Regions from separate parts of the Homo sapiens genome. Here region 2 is linked to region 1. A link is a loop called in an ENCODE intact Hi-C map of the cell type or tissue named here. Cell type or tissue: PC-9. All regions are shown on one strand. Each heading gives the region's core, and the rest is flanking DNA. Links, peaks and the distances in the headings are about the cores only.

Region 1 (8,735 bases), core at 1-8,000:
TGTATTACTCTCAAATGCAATTTAATAAGGGTTTACTAAACATCTTTAAAGTTCTTTTGGGAATGCTATCTCTCTCTGTCTCTCTGTCTTTCTCTCTCTCTCTCTGCCCCTCTCTCTCCTTTATAGAACCTAAATGTTGTTTCATTACAAAATCAAATATAATAATAAAAATCAGGAGAGGGATTGAGCATATTTATTGAGCTGACTTTCAAAAAAGCAATTTGTATTCAATACATCTCTATGTTGTTCCATCACAAAGTAAATACATTGTTAAAAATGTATGGAAGGGGATTGGGGGATCGCACATAGCTAATGAACAACTTTTACATGAGGGTTTGTATTAGGAAGATCTGTTTTAGATCTTGCTACAACATGAAAAGAGTGAATTACAAGGTGGAGGGCAGCAGCCTGTTGGGGCTGGGGGAGCCCACCTCTGCCTGTGCTGCGAGGCCTTCTCACTAAGCCTGCATTCCTTTGCTGTGCACCTTCATCCCCCAAAGCTTGTTCCAGCCTTAAGGCTCTTAGGAACACATTCATCTTTAGCCTTAGAGTTGCTCAGAGAGCCTTCCTTTTGGTGCTTTCACTATTACTTTTACTTTCACAAATTTTCTGATTTGAGAGGCTTGCCTTTGTTTAATCTTCAGAGAACTTGCCTTTTACCTCCCCCAAATGCCTTTTCATTAATAGCCATACGATCTTGATTGCTTTTGCCCTTTTGATGCACTCTTTTGATCCTCTGGTCTAATACTCAAAATTACCTCTTAACAGTTGCATTCATGAACCAGGTAATGGACCCTTTGTGACACTCCCTTCAACTTTGATACAGGCACCCTCCCCGACACTCACACATTTTTTCACTGAGCCACACTTTCTGACAGGCCTCTGCCTCCTGCCACTGATACTTTGCATTGCCACACGCAGGTTTACACTTTCTTATAAATTCTTTCCTTTTCACGATGTCCTGAGTACGAGGAACCATCTGAGACCCTTTCCTGCTATTCTGACCCCATCCTGGGATTCCCACAGGTAGACAGTGAAGGCAGTCCACACCTGAGAACAGGTCTCATCTTTCCTCTCTTTTACATTCAGAGATTGCCTTGCCACAGCACCTCCATCCCCCTCAGGGCTTGCAGACACTAGACTAGCCAGACACCCTGTATGGGAACTGTTTACTCTTTTCTCATCATGGAGGGGAAAGGAGAGCCTTCAGGAGAGGGGATTTTATGGTGGACTGACCCTCACTTCCCTCCACCCCCAGGAGAAGATAGACTCTCAGTTGGTCCCCACCAAAAGAAGTCAAAAGACCCTAAGAGAAAGCCTGTGATAATACAGGGTGACCGTGGTACCTGGGACAAGGGCACATTTTTTATACCCAATGCTCTTCAGGACTAAAAAAACTTATCTTGGAAAGCAGGAATGAGAATATCCCAAGATTGTCCCTGTTGAAGATGCCACGGTCAGCTGGAGGAAGGCACTGCTTGGTGCATCATGGGGCAAAGCCCCCGCAGAGCAAGGGGCACAAACCCATTGAGGATGTGCAGCCTATACTATTGGGGGGATTACAGGAGACCCAATGGCCCCTTCCCTCAGAGTCCCAAAACATAGGACAGTTGTTAAAGGAAACAACTGCTGAGAGTGAAAGTGTCCGCCATCTATTCATAGGAAACCTGGGGCAGTCTTGGTATTTAGTACATGGGGGTGGGAGAGGTAACACTGATAAAGGAAGGGAGAAGGAGGGAAGGGAGAAGGAAGGAGGAGAGAAGGGGAGATAGAAAGAGGAGAGGGAAAGGAAGGAAGCAGAATACTCAGCTGTAGAAAAGGTCTCATGTATGCAGAGAGGAGATTTTCAACCTGCCATGAGAGTTAAGAATTTAATAACCACATCAGACAAAAGTCACTGAACTAGACTAAACTCTCCAATGGGACTCAAGTTCTATTGTTGGGCAAGATTAAGTTTTCTCTCCTTCCTTTCTCTCCAGTGAGCAGAAATGGGATTCAGAATTATTAGAAGAGATAAAAACCATTCTGTTTGCACCTCATTGAGCTGAGACTCCTCCAACAAATCAACAAATATAAAATCTCAGGCTCTCTGAGCTGGCTGGAATCTGAAGCACAGAGATTTTTTTTCTCTGCCTAGTCCTTCTCCTGGTACCTACCCCACAGCCCCTACATATTGAAGGTGATGGGAACTGAAAAAGACCCAGGAGTTTTTCTAACTTAATTTCAGCATTCACATTAAACACTCTAATTTGTCATACACCAACTTTTCTTTCACCAGCACATTTTCATTTAACAGGACCTTATCTTAATGAGAAAATTCCTAATGATAAAGCAACCTATGTTTGCCAACTAATGTCCTGTGTAGTGAGGCTGACACACTGCTTACACAAAATGATTCGATAGCCTGATTCATTATGTATTTAGTAAGTGTGACACAGAACTTTGTAGCTGGGCACCCCACTGGTTCAGAAGTCTTGTTTGGACTTCATCTTGAGGGGTAGCCTTCTATGCTCATGCAGAGGCAAGCTTTTTACTGGTGACCAAGGTTAACATAGATTTACAGGGGTATGTATTGGTATTTGCTCTTATCCAGCAGGATATTATGTATTTGTGTGATTTCTGTTTTAGTTCCTAAGTCCAGCAACAACTTGGTGTTGTTCAACGTTGTACACACCTCAAGGTGCCCTTCTTTAGGGCGATTTCTTTTCTAAAAGATTCCTCCTTGCACGTTAAAAAACAGATCAGTGATTCTGGCCAAGCTCAGATATGTTAACATTCTCGTTTAAATTCTCATGCTTCTCGGAGTGTTATACTGAGTGTGTGAGTGTGTGTGTGTGTGTGTGTGTGTGTTTGTGAGGGAGAGGGTGGGGAGAGAGATTAAATATACACTCACTGGCATTTCTCATATATGCTTCTGAAGGAAAATCAGAACAGGAAAAGATCTCGGAAAACGGTCATAAATATTTTTGAAATTGCTTCCAAGGTAATTATAACAGGCCCCTTCTCTACTTAAAATGGTTTTAGAAGGTTAATATTTTGTTCTATAATAAAGTCTTTCTCAATTTGGATCTTGTTAGTTTCATTTTGTTAATATTGAGATGTTGTTAGCACTATTTTAAGGTAATAGTCATTTATAATGGGGGAGGAGGCTTACATTTGGGTATCTTAACAGACAATAAGAAGAAAAGGATAAGAAGTGAGAAAAAAAGAAGAGAAGAAACATTTTCCCAAAATAATTGAAAAGAAGCTGAAATAGAAAGAAGAGGATTTTTAAAAGGGTGTGTGTGTGTGTGATACATAGATGGCTTGAGGTGGAAATAACCAAATTGTTCAAAGATAGAATTAACCACCAAGTTACTAAGACGAAAGGCAAAGGAAAATGCTAGTGGAAGTTAAAGGATTGTACTAGACAAGAAATGGAAAAACCAAAAAGTGGTGAAAATAATGGCAAGCAAATAATTCCCTGTACTACCCAGTAGATGGTGCTGTGTACCCAAAGTAGCTGTGTTCCTGCTTAGAAGAGGGAGGAAATAATATGCAGCACATGAATGTAAAATAAAGATGCATAACTGTTGTGCCCGAAAATTCCAGATTTATTCAGGAATTCATAAAACTAGAACTAATTGCTTAATTTATACTTTGAAATAACTTACATTTTCACCTTTGATTCCAAGGGCTGTAGATTGAGGGGATACTTTTCAATATTATTCTCTGCATCCATGGCCAGCTGGTGACTAGAAACAGAAATAATGTCTCAATATCTCCCAATCCAGAAGGTTAACATCTATAGCAATAATACTGCTAATTTATACTTATGTGTAAAATAAGATGTAGATTCAATTTTGTTTATTTTAATTTATTAAAGTTCCTGTTGATGGATGATGGATGAGTAACCATATCATGAAAAAAAAAATGTGGCTTTGACTTTTATTTCTGTTGTCCTTTTGCTGTTCTCAACTAACATTCATAGCTATGGTATGAAAATCATTTCCTTTAAGAGAAAAGAAAAGGAGCATATTGGACAATTTCAGGGGGAGAAAAAACACAAGGATATGGTTATAAATTCCATGATACTGGCCAACTAGTAAGTTGTAGAGAAGACCTTACTCATCCCCAGTAGTACCACTGCCACTGGACCTTTCCTCCTTTCATTTGTAAGCCGTTTCAGGGCTTCCACTGGGAACAAAGCATGGATCTCTGACCTGTAGAAAGGCAGAGGGCTATAGAGAAATGATCACTGCTTTCAGTGAGCTTATAGCACTCTTAGTGCTACAACGATCAAGAAGGGCTTCATGGAGAAGGCAGCTCTTGGGATGAGTTTTGAAGGACGGATAGGAAGTAGGTAAGTTGAGAGTGAAGGGCAACATATGAGGAAGACAATAAAACAAATAGAGGTGAAAACATTCAAAGGATATTTTTAGAAAATAAAGAGAAATTTGGTCGAAGTGGATGAAAAAAATAGGAGAACAAAAGGAAATAGGCTTTGATAAGCAGAAAGCTAATAGTTACTGGTCTCATAATGTGTATAACACACTGTCATAGGCATTTTATGTGCATTATCTTATTTATCACAGTAACTTCCATTAACTAAGTCACTTTCCCCACTGTACAGCTGAAAAATCTGAAGCTTGGAGAGATAATGTTAAATTTACTGTACAGGAGGAACCCCATTAAAACTCACATCTCACTGCTCTCTCCACCAGAAGGCACTGGTTGGAGTATTTTAATATCAGGATTATTAAACTTAATCCCACTGACTGAAGTTTTCATAGGTAATATATTTAACATCCCAATTCAGTACTTGTGCATGTGGTAAGGTAGGGGTGTGTGTGTGTGTGTGCAATAAAAATTTCAAGAAACATTACTCCCCCAACTACATGTGATATACTTTGATTTTTGAATTATATTTGAAACTTTTTTTAAAAGGTCAGTGGTGACCCACCAAATTTATTTAACAAACCATCAATAGATTATGATCTACAGTGTGAAAAGCTTTTCACACTGTAGATCATAATCTATTGCAGCAGGGAGCTCCATGCATTTGGAGCAGGGAAATATGATAAATGGAGGGTTTAAGGATGATTTGTGGTGGGAGTGAGCAAGGAGAGTGACATAAAACTAGTTAGAAAGCTATTCAAATAGTCCAGGTTATGAGGACTAGGAATATGGTGGTAGTAAAGAAAAGGGAAAAAAAGAAAAAAATTGTGCTGGAGAGATCCCTTAGAATCACAAATGTATTTTTTTCTTTTTAGAAAGGAATGTCCTGGCGGTAGGGAAAACATAGGAGAGCACATAAATTCCTACATGACAAGTAGGTGGTGTCAGCACCCCAAGATAGCTTGGGGTTACTCAGCCTGATTGTTGAGGGGCAAGGAAGCACTCTTGTTTACTCTGTGCCATTGGTATTCAGGGTCCATTACTAATTAATTGTTAATCACTCATTCTACACATATATTTAATGTCTCTTGTGTGGCAGGAATGATGCAAAGCATGGAGGATAAAATGGTGAAAACACTAGACATGGTCCCTGTTCCTGTGGTCCCACAATCTAGGAGAACATGAACATTACACAAGTATTTGCAAGTGTGACAGATATTATTAAAGGAGAATCACGGAGGAACCTAATCCTGGGTAGGTGGGCATAGAAAGTGATATGATCTGGCTCTCTCCCCACCCAAATCTCACCTTGGATTGTAATAATCCCCACATGTCAAGGACGAGACCAGGTGGAGATAATCTAATAATTGAATAATGGGGGCAGTTTCCCCCACACTGTTCTCATGATAGTGAGTTCTCACAAGATCTGATGGTTTTATAAGGGGCTTCCCCCAATTGCTGGGCACTCATTCTCTCTCCTGCTGCCCTGTGAAGAGGTGCCTTCTGCCGAGATTGCAAGTTTCCTGAGGCGCCCCCAGCCATGTGGAAATGTGAGTTAATTAAATCTCTTTTCTTTATAAATTGCCCAGTCTCAGGTATTTCTTCATAGCAGTGTGAGAAAGGACTAACACAGAAAGTCTTATTTTTATAATTCTATATATTATATATACAGACTTATGACAAGGATACTTTAAGACTCTTGTTACTTATTAATTACAAATTAAGCAATAAAGTTATATATTGTAGGGCCTGTAGATATGCAACAAAGACAGACCTAATGTTTTCATAAAGAAAATAAAACTTTCATAATATTAACACGTTTGCTAATTTGGGGGTATTATTTATATATCCTCACCAAACTATAAACTACCAATACCTGTTGGTTTAAATCTGATAGCTTTAGTTCATTCCATCAATAATTGTCTGTGGGTAATAAAATGATTACTCCTCAGTACAATGTGTGACTTGCAATCACACATCTCTTACCAGAAACCCAGGCTGATTTAATATTTACAAAAATATGGCAGTCAGCCTAAGGTCTTACTTAAGTTAATAAGTGATTTTCCTAAACAACGGAGTCATAAGTAGCCTTCCAATTAATGGCCTTACCAATTGCTCTTCTCTGTTTATTGGCACATGCCAAGCTTCGCTAAGCTCGTGTGTGTGTGTGTGTGTGTGTGTACACAAATGCACTTGATTGGCTCTGCCAATGGTCTCAGATAGTATGGAGCTGCAGCTTCCCTCCCCTTCACACTAACTGTCTACCACAAAACCCTGTTGAGCATTCAGAATAAATGTAATGTTCCAAGGGGGAATAACCAATCAACTGTTCTGACACCACTATCACTTAACTTATGGTTATTTCAAGTAGCTGAGATGATTTACATCAGCACCTAAGTCAGCTGCAGCTATAACGAAATGCCTAATCTGCTCACTCAAAGTACACCAATTTTTCAATCAAATTTGACAGCATTCAAGGACGTAGTCCTGACCTGAAACAGACCAAAAAAATCTCCAGAATTCCAGGCAAATGGGTATAGTTGTTAGGGCTGGTGGTCACTGCTTGTTTTCTCTCTGTCCTGGACAAGCATGAAAGGAAAGGTTACCCCCATGGGCCCATGTGCTTTGAAGGAAGTATTTAATTCCCATTGCTGGAATTCCTCAATCGGGATTGAAAAAAAATAAGCACACAAAACAAACTGGTCATTTCCAGAAAGTTTTAGCTTTCTCAGTCCTCTGGATAATAAAGCAGAAAGAGTAGGGTGGGGCAGATGGAAACCCACGTATATACCATTAATTTTCAAATATCTTCCTGAGAGAAGACAGTTGAGAAAGATACATGCTGGTGTTAGTGAGAGGTTTAATATAGAATTGTGGTCAGTTAGCAGAACAAAAAAAACTTCATTTCCTACGTTAAGATCAATAATGGGTTGAGCGCAGTGGCTCACGTCTGTAATCCCAGCACTTTGGGAGGCCAAGGCGGGTGGATTACCTGAGGTCAGGAGTTCGAGACCAGCCTGGCTAACACGGTGAAACCCTGTCTCTACTAAAAATACAAAAATTAGCCGGTGTGGTGGCAGGCACCTATAATCCCAGCAACTAAGGAGGCTAAGGCAGGAGAGTTGCTTGAACCCAGGAGGTGGAGGTTGCAGTGAGCCAAGATCACACCACTGCATTCCAGCCTGGGTGACAGAGCAAGACCCCATCTCAAAAAAAAAAAAATCAATAATGAAAAACCAGCATGGCCAGGTTTAATAAATAAATGGGCCAAACATCATACAGAAAGTGTGTCCTTGGAGAATTAAGCTGCATGAGGAGATTATTGAATAAGTGAAATGAGCCTAAAATATATTTTCACTACTGGTTCTCAACCCCAACTCCGTGTTAGAGCTACATGAAGGAAGATGTTAAGAAATACTGATTCCAGGGCCTCATCCCCTGAGAATCTAATTCAATTTTTCTAGAGTGGAGCTTAAGCCAGGGCATTTTTATTAAGCTCCCCAGCTGATTCTAAGTGCAGCCAAGGTGAAAAATAACTGATCTAGACCTAATGTCATTACAACAGTAATCTCTATAAAAGAAAAGTCTTCATTCTACTGTCAGCAAAAAACTCTTTAGTTATTGTTTACATATAGCTATTGACGGTGGTGGTGGAGGGAAATTCTACTATTTTATTCTTATTTATTCATATTAACGAGAGCAGGCATAATAAAAATAAATGAACAGAAACTTCATTTGGTCAAAGGGCTGAAACTTCCTTTCAATCTGATGACATGCCAGATTCTTAGGATCGTGCAGATGGAATGAACCTTTGAGATTGTCTTGCCCAAACCCTTGCCCAGATGGAAAGGAAAGGAGCCAGCATTGAAGGTATCAGGCTATTATGGGCTGTCTCATTTAATGCTCTCAATAAGACTGTCAAGTCAAGACTACTATTCTCATTTTTAAAGATAAGTATAGTGGGGCTCAAGATGGTTAAAAATTTTGTCTGGACTGACAAAGCTAAGAAAGAGTAGAAAGAGGCATCAGACCCAAAGTTTTCAATTTTCCAGGATATTTTTTAACAACATTTCAGATGTATGGTCATTTACACTCTTCTTGGGCACTTCCAGTATCTTATCAGCTACTGGGGCTCAGCACATACTGTAAAGTATGGTGTTTGGCATGCTGAGTTCTTTGAACCGAAGGAGAAAAGGCCTCAGAAGCAAAGTCACTTTCTCTCTGACCTTCTCTTGCCCTTCTGTCCCTGTCCCTCTTTCTTCCATGATGCAAGCCATAAAAACCAGAATTCCTCTTCCACAAGGCAGGTCATAGAAACTAGAACCCTTCTCCCCCAAACAAGCTACAAAAACTAAAAA
Region 2 (8,884 bases), core at 298-8,297, 720 kb after region 1:
GTCTCCCTGATTTGTTTTCTCTCTCTCAGCAACATGGCTGACACTCTCTTGCTTCACTTCATCTATTAGAAGAAACACATTTAAGTAAAATCCATTAATAAAGCATCTCTTCAGGTAGAATCCAAAGGTTTACTCATAATGGGTGGATAAAAACTTACCTTTTTGACTTCTTTACTTGATCTGAATGTCTGCTGAACAAAAGAATCACTTTCAATAGCTTCAATTTCTTTTACTCTTTTTACTTGTTCTACCAGGGTGGCTTGGTCTGAAAAAGAGGGTATAATGTCAGCGTATTTTGGTGTAAGCATGTTAATAACACTACACCTAAGCAATGTTCTTTCTATGAAGAAATTTAATTGGATAAAAAGACATTATAAATTAAGCTATAACAAGAAACTCTTTTGTTCTGAGATCCACAAATATAACATTCCTATGAACTAAGACTTATACTCAAAACCTAAAACACTGCTAAGAAGGCACTGCCTTAATGATCTCAGCTAATCTGGTGGGAGGACTTTTTCTTAAACTTTAGCATTTTATCATGGAAATACATATAAAAGGAATAAGGGCACAGTGAATCCACCTGTACTCAATGCTCAGCTTCTATAACCATTAACTTTCTGTTATTCTTATTTAATCTATCTATCTAAATCCACCTCAATTTTTTTGGGTGGATCTGATATATTTAAAAATAAATCCCAGGCATCACACCATTTTATCCCTAAATATTTTAGTAGGCATCTCCAACAGATAAGAACTTAAATAAGACAAACAGTAACTTGACAATATCATTTTCACAACTAAAAATATTATCAATAATTCCTTAATTTGATTACATATATAAATATTCCATATTTAATTTTCACTAATTGTAAAAAAGTCTTTTTATAGTTGGTTTGAAATAGGAACCAAACAAGGTCCACACATTGCACTGGGTTGGTAAGTACCTTAAGTCTCTTTCTATCACTTACAGTCCACTGCCTTTCCCTTTCATTGCCATTTATTTACTGAAGAATCTGAATCATGTATCTTATAAAGTTTCTAGATTCTGGATCTGGCTGATTTTATTCTAATGATATTCTTTAACATGTTCCTCTATTTCCCATGTTTTGTGTAAACCACTAGTGAAACCTATAGGTTTAATTACATTAAGGTTCAATTTCTTTTGGTGAAGAGTATGTCATAGGTGACGCTGTGTCATTCCTACTACATCATATCAGGATGCACGTTTCCTACTTTTAGTGGTTAAGATTGATCATTGGGGACAAGGTGAGTCAGTCTGACCCCTTAGAAAGTTCTCCATTAATCTCTCACTTAGCAAATTAGCAACATTGTTTGTTGCTTTGAGCCATTATTTCATCAGAGGTTGTAAAATGGTGATACTCTATCATTCTTCCCACATTTATCAGCTGTGATTTTTCTATAATGAACATTTCCTCATTAACTATTCAGTGACTGTGAAATACAGCCTATATAGAAAAGTCCCAATAAATGTTTGATTCTTTCTCTTTATTTATCAATTTTGGTCCAAAGGTGACCAAAGATGATCATTATGAGTTCATGAATATTTGTTTATTTAATGTACTTTAGTCCATGGTAGTCATTTTCTTATTTTGATGCTTCAATTGCTTCATTTTTGGGTAGTAGGATCCTCTTGAAGTTGATTCCTATATCCTTTCAATATAATCCCCAGTAGTTATGGCTTAATAATAGTTGTAGGATCATCTTGAACAGTTTCTGTCCCAGACCTGAAATTAGCCATTTCTCCAAAGAATCCAGGCTCTTTATAATGGAGAATAATATTTATAGACAACAATCTGGGTACTAGGGGTATTGTTACTGAATTGTCAATGCTTCTGAACCTCTTCAGTACGTGAGATATGAAGTACATACTTTTAGAAGGAAACAGTTAATATGAGTTCATGCTGATACTACCAATCAAATTAAAGATTTTAGGATTTTGAAAGTCTTTTATTTTATATTTGTACATCTTTTTTCTTACTCTAAAAATCTTAGGCTCTAATGATATGACCAAGTGTATTTGTTTTTCTTAATATGTATATGTATTACTTTCAAAATAACAGGACAAACATTACTATTAATAACAAGATGTATTAACACAGTTTAAAATTTTGTTATGGTCTTTGACCTTAAGATTTATTCTACTGCTGAAATGCTAAAATACTACGCTCTAAAGTCATGAAATAATTCTCTGCATAATTATGCTATCAATTTGATATACAATTAGGTTTATTTGTTTCAGTTAATTGAAAAAATATTTTAGGTCTTACTTTGTGATTAATATTCATTTTTTAGTTGCAAAAAATATTTACATGATTCTAAGGTCAAAATTTAAAACATCATTCACAAGTCTAGAATGTCCCTAGTTCTTACTCCAATCTAGAGGTAACCATTTTTACTAAGTTTGTGTTTACCCCTCCATTGTTTATTTTTGAGAATATAAGTATATTCTTTTCTTGCTTACATAAAATTAGCATACTACATACTACTATGTATCTTACCTTTTTCACTTAATATTTCTTCACTCTCACTCCATAGCAGCTAAGAGAGTTCTGCATTCTATTTTATAATTGCATAGCATTCTATTTTATAGTTTGATGATAGGTTTTTCCACGAATGGCCTATGGATGGTTAGTTGTTTCTAGTCTTCTGCTTTCACAGTTACAGCTTTAATAAATAGCCACGTGCATGTGTAATTTCGTATTTTTGTATTTTCATATTTTTATATTTCAGTTTTTTCACATGCTAGCTGGGCAGAAAAAATGTAACATAATGACTTACACCCTTGCTGTTTAAATTCATTTTAAGCTGATATGAAGACATAGTTGAATTAGGATTGATTGTATACTCAGCTAAGGCACTTAAAAATTTTGGGATTTAGGGTTCATGGATAATAGTCACATTTACTTAACAATAGTAATAAGTGGTTTGACACGAAGGTGGAGTTTTTTGCAGCAAACTAATTTTTATAGCAGCTTTATCCTTGAAAGGTTTAATGTTGTTACAGAGATAAATATAAAGAGTATTAAAGGAAATTTGGTTTCATACATTCAACAAAAATGTTATCTGAAAAAATCTTTGTCTCAATTTTTGACCAATCACAATTTATAATGATTATAGTCTTGTGCAAGTTCTAGTCTATTTGTGGGAAAGATGGCTCTTATGAAGATGTGTCCCTGACAGCTGAAACCAGTCTTTTCTCTTGTGAGAAATAATCAGATGAGAATGAAATGCTTGCAAGTAGCAGCCACCACAGCCAATACTCCCACCTTTGGAAGAATATATCTTCCCACATAATAAAACCAAGCACTGTCAGAGTGCCATGTAAGAGTAAATAGTCCCACATGCTTTATACAATGAAAGCTCCTCTAGATTTTAATTATGCAATGTACTAATTGAGCATGTGAAATGAGAGAAGATTCTTTGCCCAGCTAATTTATTAATATTAACACATCCCATACAAGTAGATAAATTTTTTATTAATTACATATATAATAATGTTAATATGGCAAAGGAAAGTCATAATGGGTACTAGTCTGTGTAATCCAACTTCAATGTCAATATGAAAACTACATTTGTCTGTATAGGTCTTAGTTAATTTCACTAGAATTATTTCACAGTCACTAATTCCCAACCAAAAGACATTATTTCTGACTTCAGGATGATGTCTCATATGAATGAAATGTTGGACCACTTGAATTTTTTCTCTAAACATATTCTCTATTTGGAGTTGTAAAGGAAATCATTAGTATTAAATGTCAGAGGTGACCTCACAAACAGTACTTGATGTCTAAAGCTTGCAGTGTTTGTAGCTTTAAATTTGGACATACAACCAGCTCCTAATACAAATAAAAGTGTTATCATAGAGGCTTGCCAAAACCAATGCTTAACAAAATAGCATTGGAAAAATTATAAAGGAAAGAAGGAGAAAGATTACAGAAAAACATCATTATCTTTGTGTTTCTTTAAAGATCACTTCAGAACTAACAAAGTGACAGAGCAGATAGGAGAAAGCCAGTTTGCCTTACTCACAATATGAAAATACACCAACATAGCTTTTTTGTTTCAATGTGGGAATCATTTTACTGGTTGTAAACGCATGTTAAATTAAAATTTGAAAGATTCACAGGAGATTTACATTTTCAGCTTTACAGTACCTCAGCTCTATTGTATGAAAATAGACATAAAAATGTTTTAAATTGCTTCTTACTCAAAATTCTCATGTCAGTGACCACAAATGTATGTCTTGAGTATAACCCTGTCACTTTGGGAAGCAGAATAAAACATATCAATAATATATATTACGTTGTTTTAAATTCAGTTTCTTAAGTTTTTCATGTCAATTTGTCATTTAACAATTTTGTGCCAATTTTAAGATTGGGAAAATGTGATTTAAAATGAGTTATGGTTTATATGTGCTGCATAAATGCCCAACACACACAGTATCTTGTATTCATTAGCCATGAAGTAAAATTAAAGACAAGTAACAAAGTTACTGGGAGAATTAATATGGGATGTTTTAAAACATTTACATGGTAAACATGAAGGAAACACACCATTAGTACTTGATGATTTTTTAATAAACATATTATTTGTAAATAAAATGTTTTCTGCTAGATGTTAATGGAAGGGATATATACTTCATAGTAAAATAAAAAATAATAGACTCAGAAAGCCAAGTCATTACAGACCACAATAATCAATACTTAACTCAAAGTATAGAAAATCACTTTCCTTTTGTGATGAAAAATTTTTAAAAAATTGTATTAGTTACTGTTGATGTTTATAGTATAAAAATTAGGCTCTCCTGCTTCTTCAAGTTATATTTGACAATTTCACATTTTATAACACAGAGTTTTCTTTTAAAATACCAAATGTTATACAAATTTTAAAACTAGTAAATAAAGATGACAAGGTCCATATCAATCTTTCATTTGAAAAGAAAATTTTAGTCTTTTCATACTGCATTTGTAGATTACAAACATAAACCAATCTCCTCTAATAACAATGCCAGGCTGAGAACTGAAGATGGCACTATTGCCCCAGATGTGATCATGACAAGTAACAACCAGCAACTTCAACTGACTCCTTTTAAATACTAATATTTTATGAATTTTCCCAAAGATGCATTTTATGTTACAAAAAATTTGGGTCAGTTGGCCCCACAGTTACTGAGTTACTTATGTTACTATTCCAGGAAAAAAATATATACTAATAATATTGCTACAAATACATAAATAATACAAAAGATTATCTTATTTTCATATTAAATTAGCTCAAATTATAGTCAACAATAAAAACATTAAAAAAATTCCTTCTTATGTTACAAGACAGATAATAAAAAACTTTGAAATGTAAAGTATTTTTAAGTGCTTTACAAGAACAACAAAAAAGCAAACAACAATATGTTTGTATGGTAAAGCTGGCTATTCAATAAAATTTGTGGACAAAACATCTCATAAAGCTTAATTGGAATTCTAAAGTTTTAAATTTCTCATGAACACAGGTTTCAAATAAGTGAGCACATCCAATTGTTTTCCCTTTCAAAACAGTACATTTTAAATGTTTCTTTTAAAACACATACAAGGCAAGCATTATAAATCTATCCAACTCCAACATTTTGAGGTTGTTCGAGACCAATATCACCGAGAACAAATTTCCAGAACTGATATACACAAATAATTTAAAAGATGAGAAAACTCCTTAAGTGGAATAGGGCTTTTCTATTAGTCTTCTGGGAAGCTTATGCTACAGGACCATGTTACATATGCGGACGAGGCTCCTGAAGTGTCTGAAAGGAACTCCACTTTGGACGGGATCCAAGACAAACTCACCTTAAACTGCTTACTATATCAGATTAAGTAATAGGAATAATGTTAATGTGACTGTATCAATGAAGAAGAATTTGTTAAATATTTCAATAAGTGAAAGTGAACTGGGCATCAGGCTAAGCTTTATTAAAAACAAAATCCACACTAAATGTCTCATTCAACTCTTCTCACCTGGAATGCTCTCACCTTCTCTTAATCCTCCCTGTCATTTAAGGCCATGCCTGATGTCCACTTTGTGATGATGCCACACCTTGCCACCTGTGAGTAAAAGGGCCTCTTGCATAATTCATTTGGCTTTTAGCATATGCTGCCTTGCAAATCTCTTCTTGAGTGAAAGCTTCTTCTCCCCAGCTAGAGGGGACATACCTCTTTGTGTCACCTCCAGAACTTAGTGGAGTGTGCTTTATTATCTAGTAAGCAGTCAATAAACATTTGTTGAATAACTGAAATTTAAAGGGCAGTAAAGTTACCATTAAAAAATAAAACTTCATGGAAGAAAATGTCAAATTATAAAAAGTTTTTGTAACTTAAAAAATTAAATGTCTTTCAGTGGTGAGTTTTTTTTTTTTTTTTAAGTTTCTTTTTTTTTTTATTTATTATTTTTTTTTTTATTATACTCTAAGTTTTAGGGTACATGTGCACATTGTGCAGGTTAGTTACATATGTATACACGTGCCATGCTGGTGCGCTGCACCCTCAGTGGTGAGTTTTAAGGGCTCTGGGTTTGGGCTATCTGGGTTAAACCCTGTCTCTGCTATGTACCAGCTGTGTGGCTTTGGGCAAGTGGTTCAAGAGTGTTGGTCTCCATTTTCTCATCTATGGCATGGAGATAGTAATAGCCTAAACATCATAGGGTGGTTGAGAGATTTCCCCCCCACATCTTCCCTCCCTCCCTCCATCCCTCTCTTTTCAAATAAGTGAGCACATTCAATGTACCAGGCATTGTTCCACATAGTAGGACTTGGAAATGAATGAGAGTTTCTTCCTTCATGAGCTTATGTTTTAATGAGGGAGACAAATAATAAACAAGTAAATAATATAATATCAAGGAAAATAGAGCAGGCTAGAGGGCTAGAAAGGAGGAAAGGAAACTATTTCAGATGGGGTAACCAGAGAAGAACTCTCTGACATGGTGGTATTTCAGAAGGCAAAAATGATGTGAAAAAGCAAGCCACAAAAATCTGGGAGATGATAACCTGTGCTCCACACAGCGATAGGGAAGCATTAAAAGCACTTAAGAAATGGTAGCAGATACAGGAAGCACAGCATAAACAAAAGTGCTAATTTAGTAACAGTACTAAAGACACGGAAGTTGGCTAAACAATTCTTATATAAATCTGTATATTTCTGACAGTATGGTTTATAATAAGCTGGCAATATTCTTGAGTTCAGGCAAGTAGAAAATGGCTTTAGCTCATACATCTTCTGGTAAACCTGTGGTGTGCCAGGATGTGGAAATGATAGGAGGAGGAGAGAAGGAGTGGAAGCAGTGGAGGACAGGCCTGTGCACATCTATGAGAAGGCACAAAAGGCCCAGCTGAATTTTACCACCCACCAAGGCACTGGAGTCTACCATGATTCACTGAATGCTCTGGGTTGAATAGGAAAGTGGTATTTTGCTGACATATGGTTACCCAGGCTTCAGTGACTAAAGAGATGGGAGATCTTGTCACTTCCTAATGGATGTCTTATAACACAAACTACCCAAAATGACAGTTAGGCGGTAGAAACCATGTTTTAAAGCAAACATATTTTGTTCTGGTGTATATATGTCCACGGAAATTTTTGTTTTCATCATCGATATATGTAATACCTTTCCAGTGGGGAAAGTCATAGAAATGAATTTTTCATTTAAGTCATTGTTTAGAAGGCCAGATGAGCTGTTCTGGTAGCAGAAGTAAGTAATAGTAACAGCAATAGAAATTTAAGGCACTCTGCGCTGAGCACTTCACATGGATTACCTCATTTAAATATCATGACCATGAGGAATAATACTGTTACCCTCATTGTAAAGATGAGAAACTGAGGCTAATAAATAACTTGGTGACAGCCACATGGCTAGTTGGTGGTACAACTGGGATTCAACCCCTGAATTGTGACTAGTCATCTTCCAGTCAAATGAATTCTTTACCCACTCCTGCCAAGCAACAATTTATTTTTTCCCCACTCCATCCATTTATAATAAGTAATAAATATTCTTGATATTGTCCTTATTCTGCATTTTAATGCTTACTCATTCAGTAAAATACAGTGTAGCTTTATTTGTAGGATATATATATATATATATATACACACACACATACATATATACATAAAATATATATATTTTATATAATATCTTACTCTTCTGGCATTATCTTGAACTAGATTACAGATGTGCATTTTCAGAATCTTTCACATTTGAAATTTTTAAAGGGATATATATATATATCACATCTAGAAAACCTTTGTAAATGAATTTAAAAAGTTTCTAAAAACCTAGCATTTTTTTCCCTTAAGCCTGCAAACAACCTAAGTAGGAAATTGTCACTTTAAGCTGCTCTTTATTTACTGTTCAGCAATTGTTACAAAAAACAAGAATGGTTTCCATGAATTTGGTTAAACCAACAACCACTACATAGTCCCAAAATATAGACTACTGCCTTATGCTTATTGCAAATGTAATCAACATTGATAGTCAAATCCACTTTAATAGAGTGGTAAGAATTCATAATCCCAACAAAACTAAAGCTACTGGAAGTTTTCTTATTTTAATAGGGTAGGAAAAAGGAATATAATTTGATGTATACCAGATTAATAGGTCAGAATACAGATTCTGCAGTTGCTGTTTGCTGTCCATTTTAATTCTAGAATCCTTATCGACTCTAATTAAAATTCTGTAGATGGAAGAGTTGTATGTTTCTAAGGAACTTGCAGTGAATGCTGTCTGCCAGCCATCTCTAAACACCCCATAACCACACACAACTCGCCTGTCAGGAGAGCTAATGCAGACATCGCAGGGCACACCACATTTGTCACTGTGGCTAATATCA

Evidence for each region. Hi-C counts contacts between places; a loop is a spot of excess contacts. Peaks named below come from ENCODE experiments on the same cell type or tissue, not always from the same donor. Only the 100,000 strongest peaks of a DNase experiment are listed, where the experiment ranks them.
Region 2: it touches region 1 in a loop (4-fold over the local background); 3 of 110 quality-filtered maps call a loop at or near these places.

What each region holds. Positions count from the first base shown.
Region 1 is chr3:159,247,726-159,256,460 of GRCh38, reverse strand. It overlaps IQCJ-SCHIP1 (IQCJ-SCHIP1 readthrough), which reads right to left. Exons shown (of 10, transcript NM_001414413.1): 3 at 3,654-3,734. It overlaps IQCJ (IQ motif containing J), which reads right to left. Exons shown (of 4, transcript NM_001042706.3): 3 at 3,654-3,734. Among named protein-coding and RNA genes, the nearest start is that of SCHIP1, 21 kb to the left of the region's middle. In PC-9, for the core only: CTCF peaks have their summits at 3,290 and 3,491 (motif pointing right); no DNase peak of the experiment used is centred there.
Region 2 is chr3:158,528,473-158,537,356 of GRCh38, reverse strand. It overlaps RSRC1 (arginine and serine rich coiled-coil 1), which reads right to left. Exons shown (of 10, transcript NM_001271838.2): 8 at 159-265. It overlaps UC.134 (long non-coding RNA uc.134), which reads right to left. Exons shown (of 1, transcript NR_148407.1): 1 at 8,783-8,884. Among named protein-coding and RNA genes, the nearest start is that of UC.134, 6.2 kb to the right of the region's middle. In PC-9, for the core only: CTCF peaks have their summits at 4,821 and 5,026 (motif pointing right); no DNase peak of the experiment used is centred there.